2 separate regions of the Homo sapiens genome follow, and region 1 is linked to region 2. The links are chromatin contacts, found by Hi-C or POLR2A ChIA-PET in ENCODE. All regions are on one chromosome and are shown on one strand. The core of a region is the stretch at or near the end of the contact, and the rest is flanking DNA. Distances in the headings are between cores, read along the strand shown.

The links. A loop is a pair of places that touch in the nucleus more often than their neighbours do. ChIA-PET counts read pairs that join two places held with the same protein, here RNA polymerase II (POLR2A). Pooled maps may share reads with other maps.
Region 1: a pooled map shows a loop between it and region 2 (12-fold over the local background). The contact joins two enhancer-like sites. A Hi-C loop is called at or near these places in 1 of 50 pooled maps. POLR2A ChIA-PET finds 5 or more read pairs at or near these places in 2 of 52 experiments (BJ and GM12878).

The regions. Positions count from the first base shown.
Region 1 is chr10:35,008,899-35,015,848 of GRCh38, reverse strand. CUL2 (cullin 2) reads left to right here. Exons shown (of 21, transcript NM_003591.4): 19 at 2,049-2,150; 20 at 3,885-4,001; 21 at 5,407-6,950. The coding sequence ends at 5,538. Among named protein-coding and RNA genes, the nearest start is that of LINC02635, 39 kb to the right of the region's middle. RefSeq lists an enhancer at 2,583-3,153. Within about 2 kb of position 3,753, at least 2 of the 41 ENCODE cell types and tissues checked have a DNase peak (open chromatin) inside an H3K27ac peak, as active enhancers do.
Region 2 is chr10:34,965,819-34,973,194 of GRCh38, reverse strand. LINC02635 (long intergenic non-protein coding RNA 2635) reads right to left here and starts at 177. Exons shown (of 2, transcript XR_001747419.1): 1 at 1-177. It also overlaps the pseudogene PRDX2P2. Within about 2 kb of position 5,499, at least 9 of the 41 ENCODE cell types and tissues checked have a DNase peak (open chromatin) inside an H3K27ac peak, as active enhancers do.

The DNA of each region.
Region 1 (6,950 bases), core at 2,504-5,003, 44 kb before region 2:
TAATTTCATGGTTCTATAACAGGAAATGACAGCCTGTTGATGTCTGTTTGTACACATATTTAATATGTGTAACTCCATTCCAAGTGTTCTTAATGTCAGCACTCAATTAACTGTCATCTGTTTTTAACCACCATATATTTTTAATATCTGTCACAAGAATAACAAGCCATTAGTATATTACTTTTTTTCTCTGTAACTTTTTTTCTAGTTACAAGATTTTGCTGTTTTGTTGTCATAGTATATCCTAGATGTTTAAATAGTTAAAAATGCAACAGAGGTGGGATTATATCTCCTTCAAATTATTGTGCTTATAAGAAAAAATTCCTATAAATAATGTTTTGTTTTTATTTTTGTAAAGTTAATAGCCTACAGTTTATTTCTCTCATTAATTCATTTTGCTGACATCCCTAGGATTATGATGACATTTTATAGTCTATAACTGAACAACTGTAAAAGGCATATTCTGAAATTCAAATCAATGTTTTCATAATTTTGAGAAATGATTTATCTGGCATCAGAATCTTAGCAAAATATGGATTTTTTTTTTTTTTTTTTGAGACGGAGTTCCACTCTTGTTGCCCAGGGTGGAGTGCAATGGCGTGATCTTGGCTCACTGCAACCTCCACCTCCTGGGTTCAAATGATTCTCCTGTCTCAGCCTCCTGAGTAGCTGGGACTACAGGCACGTGCCACCATGCCCAGCTAATTTTGTATTTTTAGTAGAGATAGGGTTTCACAATGTTGGCCAGGCTGGTCAGGCTGGTCTCGAACTCCTGACCTCAGGTGATCCACCTGTCTTTCCCAAAGTTCTGGGATTACAGGCGTGAGCCACTGTGCCTGGCCAAAATAGGGATTTCTTAAGGTTAATTAATTATGGTTTCTAATTTTAGGCTAGTAAATTCTTAAAGGTTTTATATTTTTTTCTAAAACATGCTATTTTTGCTGCCCAGAAATTGACAAAGTAAACATAGATTCCTTGTTTGCACTTTAAATTTTATTTTATGTTTATTTATTTTTGAGATGAGATCTTGCTGTGCCACCCAGGTTGGAGTGCAGTGGTGCCATCTCAGCTCACTGCAATCCCCACCTCCTGGGCTCAAGTGATAATCCTGCCTCAGCCTTCCAAGTAGCTGGGACCACAGGTGTAAGCCACTATGCCAGGCTAATTTTTTAATTTTTAGTAGAGACCGGGTTTTGCTTTGTTGGCCAGGCTGGTCTCAAACTCCTGAGCTCAAGTAATCTGCCCACCTCAGCCTCCCAAAGTGGTGGGATTACAGACGTGAGCCACCATGCCTGGCCTTTAAATTTAATTATGAATCTGTCCATTCCTTAGCAGAATGTCTTAGATTATTATTGAGAATTATTTCATCTTCCAAGTGCCTTTTGATTCTGCTGCCAGAGAAATTCCACTCTATGATATCAGTGGCTTTCTTAAGCCTGATACAGAAGTTGTTATTCTAAAAATTGCCTAAACAGTTTTCCCCTGAGCAAAGGCCACTTGCTTCTTGAAGAGTGAATAAAACATGGATTGAAATAAATGTTTTCACCATCACCCCAGGTCACAGCAAATTGATGCTGTGTGCTACTGGAGGCACAGCTTTCTCTTGTCATCAGGCCATTTACAGTGGGTATTTTGTTACTGCGGCATTTGTAAAAAAAAATGTGGTTGCTTTTTCAAAATGGGGTGATGGAAAAGTTACGCACTTTGGTGTTTCATAAAAATTAAAATGTCAAACTCTAGGCAATGAGCTTGACTCTTATTTTATCAAAAAGTAGTGTATATAGAATAGTAGGACCAGAAAATAGCTTATTCCCAAACATAAACTGCTTAAGATTCTGGCAGATGTAAAAGTAGAAAATAATTGGGTTTTTTCCTGTTTGTTTGAACAAAAGAATTATTTTTCTCTTAAATTTGGTAATCTATAATATAAAAGTTATGAGAGTGGAGGCTTTTTTGCTTGGTCATTAATTTAGCAGAATTGCTTGCAGCAAACTCTTATTTAAAGATTTTGGTTTTTATAAATATAAATGTTTTATTTTTAAATGTAGGAAGATATTGATGCAGAATCTTCGTTTTCATTAAATATGAACTTTAGCAGTAAAAGAACAAAATTTAAAATTACTACATCAATGCAGAAAGACACACCACAAGTAAGTGCTTTTAATGTCAAGTTTTTTTTGAGGGGGAAACATTTAAGCATTGGACTTTACAAGTGTTTACATTGAGATTGTGCAAAACTTTGCACAGCAAAATTAATAATGGGATATGTCTTTTCTGGTTTGTTGTTGGCATTTATTAACCTTACAGTCAAACAGAAATCTCTACTTGTATTTTAGTTTTTTCTAAGGAAAAGGGTATGGTTTTGTTGTATTTGCTCTTAAACCATTAGAATGTGTAACTATGCATTCTCTCCGAAAATTCCCACATTGAGAAGTAATAAAATTTCATATTTTTCATTTGTAAAATAAGGGAAAGTTCTCCAGTTCATTTTTTTTTTTTTTTTTGAGACGGAGTCTTGCTCTCTCGCCCAGGCTGGAGTGCAGTGGTGTGATCTCGGCTCACTGCAAGCTCTGCCTCCCGGGTTCACGCCATTCTCCTGCCTCAGCCTCCTGAGTAGCTGGGACTACAGGCGCCCACCACTATGCCTGGCTAATTTTGTTTTTTGTACTTTTAGTATAGACGGGGTTTCACTGTGTTAGCCAGGGTGGTCTCGATCTCCTGACATCGTGATCCGCCCGCCTCAGCCTGCCAAAGTGCTGGGATTACAGGTGTGAACCACCGCGCCTGGCCTACAGCTCATTTCTTTCAAAGAAAATTTGTCAGTAGAAAATGCTTCTTAAACTTTCATATGCAAATGAGCCACCTGGGCATCTTGTTCAAATGCAGATTGTGATCTAGTGGGTGTGGAGTGAGGTACTGACAGGCCAGTGTGAGGAGGGGACTTCTGCTCTTCATTATTTTAACTCAGCAGTGATTGTTGCTTTGGTCTGGGATAGACTGTTTCTATCACTTATGCTTCCTGATTGCCTCCGGTGTGCAGTCCTTGGGCTGATGCAGGATGTGAAGATAATATAAGATGTTAGACCCTCTCCAGAAACTTAATTCCCGATGGGGGGAGACAAATATTAACTGCCATTTACTTTGAAACCTAAAATGGTCAAGATTCCATTTTCCTCCAGGCTAATAAATAATAATTTGCAATATATAGATTGTATTTTGTCTTTGAAACGCTGTGAGGAGATCCTCTTAATGTGGCATGGTCTGCTTCTATGCCTTGCTTCTGTGTTTCTTGAGCTCCGTGGAGATAGGCCCCCTCTCCTGGCTTCTCTGCTTGAGCCACATAAAATGCCACTTCACAGCTCTTCCCTTTGAAGCCTGATCCAGTATGCATTTGGAGCTAATTACTGCAGTTGACACAACTCCATCTAAAAGCGTCATGAAAGATTCTGTAATCACTGATAAGAAAATGATCTTGCAAATTATTGCTGTGTCCTCCTTTATTGCCTCTTTACCTTAACAGTACAGTTTACAATAATGTAAATTTTTTTCTAATCTTTCAACTTTAACCCTAGAAATTGTAGATGTTTTAGCAGTGGTTATGTGATATTGGCACAACATAACTATATAATTTGCTCAATATTGTGGTGCATACCTGTAATCCCAGCTGCTCAGGAGTCTGAGGCATGAGAATCACATGAACCCAGGAGATGGAGGTTGCGGTGAGCTGAGAGCGAGTCACTGAACTCCAGCCAGGACGACAGAGTGAAACCCTGTCTCAAAAAAAAAAAAAAAAAAGTATTTGCACTCACTGATAAAATGAATTGAAAACAAGTTCAGTGACTTAATGTCTTGTTGGGTCTTTTTTCTTTTCTTCTGTAAAACAGGAAATGGAGCAGACTAGAAGTGCAGTTGATGAGGACCGGAAAATGTATCTCCAAGCTGCTATAGTTCGTATCATGAAAGCACGAAAAGTGCTTCGGCACAATGCCCTTATTCAAGAGGTAAAAGGAGGGCAGTCCTCAGGGCTTCTTAGGGTAGAGGGCATTGTCATTGTACAGATTCAGTCTCTTTCTTCTTAAAGAGGATACAGAAATAACCTGATCCTCAGATAGCATAAAGAAATGTTTCATACTTAATCAGAATCGTACTCACTCACAATTTCAGTATTAAATTCAGATTTGCAGGCTGGGCACAGTGGCTCATGCCTGTAATCCTTTTTGTTGTTGTTGTTGAGACAGAGTCTTGCTCTGTCGCCCAGGCTGGAGTACAGTGGCGTGATCTTGGCTCACTGCAACCTCTGCCTCCCAGGTTCAAGTGAGTCTCCTGCCTCAGCCTCCCGAGTAGTTGGGAATACAGGCGTGCACCACCATACTTGGCTAATTTTTGTATTTTTCGTAGAGACAGGGTTTCACCATGTTGGCCAGGCTGGTCTCGAACTCCTGACCTCAGGTGATCCACCTGCCTCGGCCTCCAAAAGTGCTGGGGTTACAGGTGTGAGCCACCATGCCCAGTGGACACCTGTAATCTGAATGTCTTGTTAGGCCAAGACAGGAGGATCACTTGAGTCCAGGAGTTTCAGACCAGCCTGGGCAACACAGGGAGACCCCATCTCACCTAAAAAAAAAAAAAAAAAAAAATTAAAAAATTAAAAAATTAGCCAGTTGTGGCGGCACACTTGTAGTACCAACTACTTGGGAGGCTGAGGCGGGAGGATTGCTTGAGCCCAGGGATTGAGCCTGTGTGACACAGTGAGATGCTATCTCAAATGATAATAATAAATTCATATTTGCTTTGGCTTTATTTTAGAGGTCTAAAACTTGCTGATTCATTGAGTCTTCTGTCCAGTTATTGAAGGAAATTGACCCATCAGATATTCATTCATTCCATAACTATCTGAGCCTACCATGTGATAGACAGCTGGGCTGGTCCCTGGGATATAGCACAGAGCAGCTGAAGATATGGCAGGCTTTTTTGGAGTTCACAGTTTAATGGGGGAAGAAATACACTATTGAAATGATATGCAAATAAATGTAAAATTACATTAGCATGCACTGAAGGAAACGTATACAGTACTATGAGAATGTATTTAAATATCCTGGCCTAGGGGCTGCTGGGGAAAACTTTCTTGAGAAAGTGTTTGAACTAAGAGCTGAGAGTTGAGTTAAATAGAAGCTTGGGGTTGTGTGTGAGTACTTAGGTTAATTAGTTTATTGTTTCACTTAATTATGTATCATTATTAGATTTTGCTGTATCCATTTTCCACATTGTAGTTCCTATTTTCATACTTAATTTGGCCCATTTGTTGAAACCTCAGTACATTTGAGGCACTTTAAACTGATTGGTTAAAAGTCATTACTTAATAGCTGAAGAACTGGCAGTAGTTTGACTTCCACATCTCTTCCACAGGTGATTAGCCAGTCAAGAGCTAGGTTTAATCCCAGTATCAGCATGATTAAGAAGTGTATTGAAGTTCTGATAGACAAACAATACATAGAACGCAGCCAGGCGTCGGCAGATGAATACAGCTACGTCGCGTGATGTCGCTCTCCTCCAGCGTGGTGTGAGAAGATCATTGCCATCACCATTTGGTGTGTTCCTGTGGGAAAAAGCAGGACTGTGCCTCCATAATTTGGTCATTTGGCAGCCCCTGTTTTCTGCTGTTTACAACATCACCAGTGCCACGTCATGAGCGTCAAAGAAAATGCCTAGAGATATTTCAAGCTCATGTCATTATGACATTTCTTAAAACTTTATTAAAAGAATGAGTGAAGTATTGCTGAAAAGTGGAAATTCGGTTGGGTACCATGCTTTTTCTCCCCTTCACGTTTGCAGTTGATGTGTCTTTTTTTTTTTTTTTAATGTATCTTAAAGGACATAAAATTTAAAAACTTAAATATTGTAATATGACAGATAACCTAATAATTGTATCTACATTAAAATGACAAACATGATACTGCTGCTTGTCAAATAAAAAAAAAATAAAGAAATAGAATGCCTTTTTTATGTGGATGGAGTATCAGGTTGACCACAAAATATATTGACTCAAAGCAGCTAATGCATCTTTAGTTGCGTTTTTATCTGAATGGTTTAATTCACTTGTACTCCTATTTAAATCCTACATGAAAAATGTCTAGATTATTGTTCTTGACTGCATAGGACTGCATTCAGCATAAAGAATGCTTTATTTTTATGGATTAGATATATTGGATCTAAACATTTTGAATCTTGAAGATGTAATTCCATCAGCAGTTTCTGGTGGTGTGCTACTCCACAGACATCGCAGAGTGTGAGCAGGATGCTTGGTGACCTCAAGTCTGGCACAGAGAGAGCTTTTCATTCAAAAGTTGTCTTTCTTCGGTTGCATAATCCATTAATTCTAGCATAGACTAGTACCCTAGCTCTGTGGCCTTCCCTGAGTCTTAGGAAATCTATGATACCAACATATTCCTTCTATATGCCTCCCCTACCTGTTACCCTTACAACCCTCCTCCAACAGTTTAGATACTAGAGTCACTCTCATCAATCACAGATGTGCTTAGCAATGCATAACCTAAATACTTTTTTAAAAAAGAAAATTGTACATTGTACTGGGTGCCACATATATAAATCCCATTATTTTGTTTATTTTATATATATATATATATATAATATATATATATATATATCTCAACAGCAGTGTTAAGAGTACTGCGATCTATTATCATATTTATTGTCTATCCACACCATCACCACCACCACCACACCCCTCCTCCCTCAACATACAATTTTTCTTTATTTTAAAAAAAATAAGAGACGGGGTTTCGCCATGTTTCCCAGGCTAGTCTGGAACTTCTGGCCTCAAGCAATCCTATCTCTGTCTCCCAAAGTGCTGGGATTACAAGCATGAGCCACTGCATCCATCCAACACAAAATTTTTAAAATCGGAATATTTTAAAGCAAATCACACAAAT
Region 2 (7,376 bases), core at 4,250-6,749:
AAACTGAGTCTAACACTTCTACACAATCATGCTCGACAGTGCTCTCTGATACCGGGAGCAAGGTGGTGGGGTTCAGGATGTTACAAACTTCAGCGGTTATATGGGGATTTTCACAGAGCAAACTTTGGAACTTGGTGAGTCTAGCATTCATTAGCCAATGATGTCCTTTAGTATTCATTAAAGTCACAGCATGGGGGGCCTTTATGTTCAGGTTTTGCCCAAGAGTCAGCTTATTTGCTTCTTCACTAGCAGGGCAGTTGCTGCCAAGGCCCTCAAACATGGGCCATCCTTTAGACCCCACAGTTTGGGTTAAAACTCCAACTGCCATCTTTTCTCTCTCTCTGACACATACAATGTAAAAGGCTTTGTCAGATTGGGTAGCCCCAGGGCTGGGGCTGACGTAAGTTTTTCCTTTAACTCATGAAAGGCTTGCTGTTGTTGGGATCCTCATTCAAAAATTTCCCGGTCCTCCCTCTTTGTGACCTCAAAGGCTTGGCTAATACTGCAAAGTTTGGGATCCACAGTCTACAAAACCCCACAGCTCCTAAGAATTCTGTCAACTGCCTTCTGCTCTTAGGCTCCAGTAGATTGCAAATAACCTGCTTTCTTTCTGACCCCAGGCTGCGCTCCCCCTGTCGGATAGTAAATCCCAAGTAACGTACCTGCTGTCGGGAGATCTGAGCTTTTTTCTTGGACACCTTATACCCACAGTCCTCCAGGTGCCGGAGTAGGGCATCCATTCCCTTGGCGCACCCAACTGCTGTGGGGTGTCCCAGCAAAAGGTCATCAACGTACTGGAGCAATACACAGCCTAGGTGTCTGGTGGGAAATTCCTGGAGGTCTCGAGCCAATGCCTCCCCAAAGATGGTGGGGGAGTCCTTGAACCCTTGGGGAAGCCGGGTCTAAGTGTATTGAGTAGTGATAACTGACTCCAGATCTTCCCACTGAAAGGCAAACAGCTTCTGGCTCTCACGGGCTAATCTGATACTAAAGAAAGCGTCTTTCAGGTCCAAGCAGGTGAACCACCTGTCCTCAGCTGGCAACAACCCCAACAATGTGCACGGGTTAGATACTGTTGGATGTAAAGTCACTGTAGCTTGATTAACCAAGCGCAAATCCTGTACCAGCCTGTAGTCCTTGGTCCCTGGCTTGGGAACAGGCAGGAGGGGAGTGTTCCATGGAGAATGACAAGGAACTATAATTCCAAAAGTTTTTAGGTGCTTGAGATGGACCTGGATACCTTTAAGAGCTTCTCTGGGGACCGGGTACTGTTTTTGCCTAACCAGCTGGGCCCCAGGCTTAACTTCTACAAGTACGTGGGCTTGGTTGACTGCCAACCCTGGAGGGTTGTCTTCTGCCCATACTCTTGGCCACCGCTTAGCCAGAGCTGGTCTTATCTCTTGGCTTGGCTCAGTTAAGAAAAGTCTCCGTTCCTCCTCTCGGGGAACCGTAAGGGTCATAATGACTCCCGTTCTGGGTAATGTTAGCAGCAAAGAGCCATGCTCTGTAAAAGAGATAGTGGCTCTCAGCTTGCTAAGCAAGTCCCTTCCCAACAAGGGCAAGGGACAGTCAGGCATGTACAAAAACTGATGAATCACTTTATGTCCTCCTACAGCACGAGTCCGGGGCCAGCAGAAAGCTTGCTTTGCTGAAACCCCCATGGCTCTGATTATGTCAATAGTCTTTTTGGATAAGGGGGTGACTGGGGCGGTTACTACTGAATGTTCAGAACCGGCATCTAAAAGAAAATCAATGTCTTTACCCCCGACTATCATTCTAACCATAGGCTCTTTGGGGGCACTTGAGCCCGGTCCCCCTCAGTCCAGTAACCCTTCTGCCAGGTTGAGCAGGGCCCCTTCCTCCTTGTCTGGGGCCTCCTGCTCTGAGTCACCTTGTTTTCTTTTTAGCTGAGGGCATTTGTTCTTCCAATGTCTTTTTTTTTTTTTTTTTTTTTTTTTACAATAAGCACACTGGTTACGCTGCAAACTCTGACAGCCAAGCTGAGTTTCTTTCCCAGGACCCCCCTTCCCTTGCCTCTTTGTGGGGACCCCTCTGATTGCTGCAGCTAACAGGTCAGCATTTCGCCGGGCCTGACATTCATTCTCTTTGCGGTTTTCCTTATGGCTTACTGCATCCCTGTTTACAAACACCTGGTTAGCTATTTCTAATAACTGATGTGTTCATCCCTGCAAACCCAGCCTGTTTCTGCAGTTTTCTTCTAATGTTTTCTGCGCTTTGACTAAGTAAAGCCATGTTAATCATGCACTGATTTTTAAGGCTATCAGGATCAAAGGGAGTATACATACGATAGGCCTCACACAGTCTCTCATAGAATTGTGCTGGACTTTCTTCTTTTCCCTGAATGACCTCAGAGACCTTAGTAACGTTTGTAGCCTTCTGGGCTCCCCTCTTTAATCCTTCCAAGAGAGCTTCCCTGTATCAGTTTAGCCTTTGCTTATCCTTTCTTTCATTTGGGTCCCACTGGGGGTTGGTTCCTGGTAACGGGGTCCTTACATACCCTTGGGGGTTTTGGTAATCAGCTGGTGCATGTTCCTCTAGCCACTTAGTTGCTGCTTGGAGCACTCTCCACCTTTCATCTGTGTTAAAGAGGAACATGAGCAACTGGTGGCAATCAGCCCAGGTGGGGTTGTGGGTCTGGATAATAGTTTGGAGCAAATCAATTAGAGCTTGTGGCTTTTCAGTATAGGATGGGTTTTTCCAGTTGAGAAGGTCGGCAGAGGTGAAGGGCTGGCACACAAAAACACGCCTCTCCACCATGTGACCATCTTCATCTATCCCAGTATACCGCTGCTCTCTCAGGGGCATTTGTATCCCAGTTTTGGGTCATAAAAGAGCTGCTAAGGGAGGGGTTTCTCCCAAGTCTTCACCTCCTCTCTTGTCTACTCTGGGTGGCCTACGGATATGCTTGTTTTGCGGAGGCACAAGCACTGTGGGCTCTACTGTGGGGAGCCTCTTTCCCTGGTAAGGGGAGGACACCACTGGGATCACTGGTGCCATCTCCTGCAATGGATCTTCTGATGATGGGTCGAACAGAACTTCTGGTGTTGATTTCCCTGGGCGGGTGGAGCGGGATCCTTCCTTAGCTATCTGTCCCTTTGCTACTAGCACTGCTGCTGTCTGCCCTCTTAGTCACTGTGGGGGGTCTAGCACCAGCTGTAACCAAGTGTCTATGTATGGGAACTGGTCTAGGTATCCTTTACCAGTTACCTTGTGCCACACCTTAGAAACAAGGGACCTGTCCAGGCTTCCTTCTGATGGCCAACCCACTTCTAATGTTGGCCAATCTATTTCACACGAAGTTCTATGTTTCCCTGGTGTCATAGTAACCCCATAGTCTCCACTAAATCCTTCCTTGGAATTTTTCAACATAGCTCCTTGTGGAGTGGGCTTACTTTTGTCTGACCCATGTTTCCTGAAGACAAAACACCACACTCATACCACACGCACACCACAGAACAAAGAATGGGTAAAAAGGACACACACACACTTTTTCAGTTTACACCAGGCCAGAATCAAAACCAAAATCAGAGTATCCAGAAATCCAAGCCAGGTCAAAACCAAAACCATAGTATCAAGCAATTCAAGTCAAGTCAAAAACAAGAACCAAAGTGCCGGTACAGGCACACCGTGGGTGATCAGGCCATGCTTCCACTCAAATGGAGCGAGCAAGTTCCAAAGACCAGTCTTACCAAGTTTCAGATGTCCGGACTCCAAGTGCCCATTCCTTCCCAGTGTTCAGCCACTGCGTTGATCCTCCGCGGGGGCCTGCCACACACTGCTCTGATGAGGCGTTCCACCGGGGCAATTGCTTACCCGGGAGCCCTCTCAGGATCCACCTCGCTCGAGCTGGTCAGAGTCCCCTGCAGGGATGTTCCACAGGGCAGGCCTAAGGGGCTGCCTCGACCCGTCCCTTAATCACCTCGCTTCCTGGTCAGGGAACCAAGAAATGTAGCAGGACTGGCTGCAGACAAAACTCCTCAGACGCCGGATTGAAGAAGGAAGAGGTTTTTATTCGGCTGGGAGCGTTGGCAGACTCACGTCTTAAGAGCCCAGCTCCCCGAAGACAGAGTTCCTGGCCCTTTTAAGGGCTTACAACTCTAAGGGGGTCCACGTGAAAGAAAGGGTCGTGATGGATTGAGAGCACATGTGGTTAGAGTGGGGGGGCGTTAATCTTTTAACCTCAGGCCAGGTCATCAGTGGCACCGGCTGGTCTTGCCACTGACTTCATTGCTATTGTTTTTCAACTTTTACTTCCTCCTGCTCTTCAGAGACAGGAGACGGTAAGAGAAATGGCTGCACTCCAGCTTGGGCAACACAGTGAGACCCTGTCTCTAAAATAATAATAATAATAATAATAATAATAATAATAATAATAATAAAAGATGGAGCACTAGATCAAGACTGAAAGACCTTGATTTAAGTGAGAATAGCAGAGTAGTGTGTATAGTAAATATCATCTGTCTAAAAAAAGAAAAGCTGAAAAATATGTATTTATAAAATCTCTCTGGGCTAGGCGTGGTGGCTCATGCCTGTAATCCCAGCACTTTGGGAGGCCGAGATGGGCAGATCACCTGAGGTCAGGAGTTCAAGACCAAATTGGCCAACATGGTGAAACCCCGTCACTAATAAAAATACAAAAAATTAGCTGGGCGTGGTGTCGGGCGCCTGTAATCCCAGCTTCTAGGGAGGCTGAGGCCAGAAAATCACTTGAACCTGAAAGGCAGAGGTTGCAGTGAGCTGAGATTGTGCCCACTGCACTCCAGCCTGGGTGACAGAGCAAGACTCTGTCTCAAAAAAAAAAGAAAAGAAAGAAATCTCTGGAAGGTTACTTAAGAAATGAAAAACATCAAGGGCTTCTGCAGAGGAGAGGCAGGAGGCTGGGGCCCAGGGAGACAGGATTTCCACTATATCCCTAAGTATATTTTGGGTTTTGAACCATGTGAATATATTACCTATGCAAAAAATAAATTAAAAAGTATAATATATTTATTATAAATATAAAAAAGTATGAATAAAAAAGGTTTGAGGCTGGGAGTGGTGGCTCACATTTGTAATCCCAGCACTTTGGGAGGCTGAGGAGGGAGGATTGCTTGAGGCCAGGAGTTTGAGTCCAGCCTGGGCAACATAGCAAGACCTCCCCCCTCAACAAAACAAAACAAAACAAAAAAAGTGTTGAGTTTGAATTCTAAGCCACTAGATAACTTTGGAAACATCACTTTCCCCGTCTGTAAAATGGAGAAAACAGTACCTGTTTCAGGCAGTCTTTGCAAGAAGTGAGTGGCTTGTGAGTGTTGGTGACCCTCTGAGGCACCCCACAGAGGTAAGGGCTTGTCCTCTGGCCTCCCGATTCCCCCGGGCCCTCCCTCCTTCTCACCCTGTCTTGCCCTTCAAATGAAGCTGTCAAGGCCAAACTGTGCGCCTGCCAAGATGGCCCCCACTGGAATTCTTCCCTTGGCTCTCTGCCTGTTGGAACACAGCTAATAGCATGAAGGAAAAGCCACACTTCGAGGATCTGGGCATTTCAAAGCAGTCAAGCAGCTCTTTTTGTTTTCTCAGGCTCTCCGCTTGCCAGCTAGTTCCACACATTAGAAATATTTTGGGTCAGCTCTGCAGTTCTCAACCATAGCGCATCCGTCTTGTTTCATGACTACTTCCCTATAATAGCTCTGGGAAAAACTGCACTGGGCCTCGTCCCAAACCACGCTGCTGGCATCCCAAGCTGCATTCAATATGGTGCCTTCGGGTAGTAATTATAAGAGAAGTCGAAAACTCCTGCGACTTCCTCGGGTTTGGTCTGGAGCTGTTTGGGTTGAGTTTCTAGAGAGTTGTCGTCACTATGACCTTCAATGCTTGAGGCAGGAAGAGGAGTTTAATTTACCATGTTTCTGCTGGTTCCAATAACCCTGCTCTTCTCTGCAGCCCGGTGGCTTTTTTTTCCTCCTTGATGTGGATATTTATTGAGTGTCGATGCAAAATGTGATGCTGAAGGAGGTACTTTTTTTTTTTTTTGAGACGGATTGCAGGCATGAGCCACTGCACCCGGCCGAGGTGCTTTCTTTGTTGCCTGGGATATGGCTGCCAGATTTGGCAAATGAAAATGCAGGATACCCAGTTATATCAGAATTTCAGGTAGTGAAGAATTTTTTAGTATAAGGATGTCCTGTGCAATTTTTAGGATATACATTGGAATTATTTATTGTTTTAGTATATAAATATGTCCCATGCAATGTCTGTTTTTTTGTTGGTTTGATTGAGTTTTTTGTTTGTTTGTTTGTTTGTTTGTTTTGCCTTTGTTTTTTGAGACAAGGCCTCACTCTGTTGCCCAGGTTGGACTGCAGTGGTGTAATCTCAACTCACTGCAGCCTCGACCTCCTGGGCTCAAGCAATCCTCCTGCCTCAGCTTGTCACGTAGCCAGAATTACAGGCGCACAACACCATGCCTGGCTAATTTCTAAATGTTTTCAAATATAAGGTCTTTCTATGTTGCCCAGGCTGGTCTCTAACTCCTTGGCTCAAACACTGCCTCAGCCTCCCAAAGTGCTGGGATTACAGATGCGAGTCATCATGCTCGGGCCTCCCATGGAGTATTTGCACATACTTACATTATAAATTATTCACTGTTTATCTGAAATTCAGATTTAACTGGTTGTCCTGTATTTAATTAATTAATTTATTTATTCATTTATTTATTTTCTGTCCCTAATACTTTATTGGTCATTTCCAGGTCTGTGTGCAGCTGGGTGGGTTTTGGGGAGGGTGTCACTATTCACCAGCTCCCAGTTGGAAGCATGAGAAGGCCTTGGCCTAGCTCTCCAGGGTCCCAGGCTGTACAGTTTAGAGAGGAAGATCTGGCCTTTCCTGGGTCAACACAGGGCACTCATGGAGGGGCACAAGCTCATGATCCATCAGCCAGCCTAGTTGTGTTTGGAGAAATATTCCTTGCTGTCATTCACGCTGGGCTTGATCATGTCACTGCCAGGCTTCCAGCCAGCAGGACAAATTTCCGGGTGCTCGTCTGTGTACTGGAAGGCCTGGACCAGCCGCAGGGCCTCATCCACAAAGTGTCCCACAGGCCAATCATTAACAGCGATCTGGGGAAGGACATCCTTGCCATGGATGATAAAGAGGTCCCTGCAGGCCAGGCGTGGTGGCTCACAGATGTAATCCCAGCACTTTGGGAGGCCGAGGCAGGCAGATCACCTGAGGTCAGGAGTTCGAGACCAGCCTGACTGACGTGAAGAAACCCCGTCTCTACTAAAAATACAAAAATTAGCCAGGCGTGGTCGCGCACTCCAGTAATCCCAGGTACTCGGGAAGCTGAGGCAGGAGAATCACTTGAACCGGAGAGGCGAAGG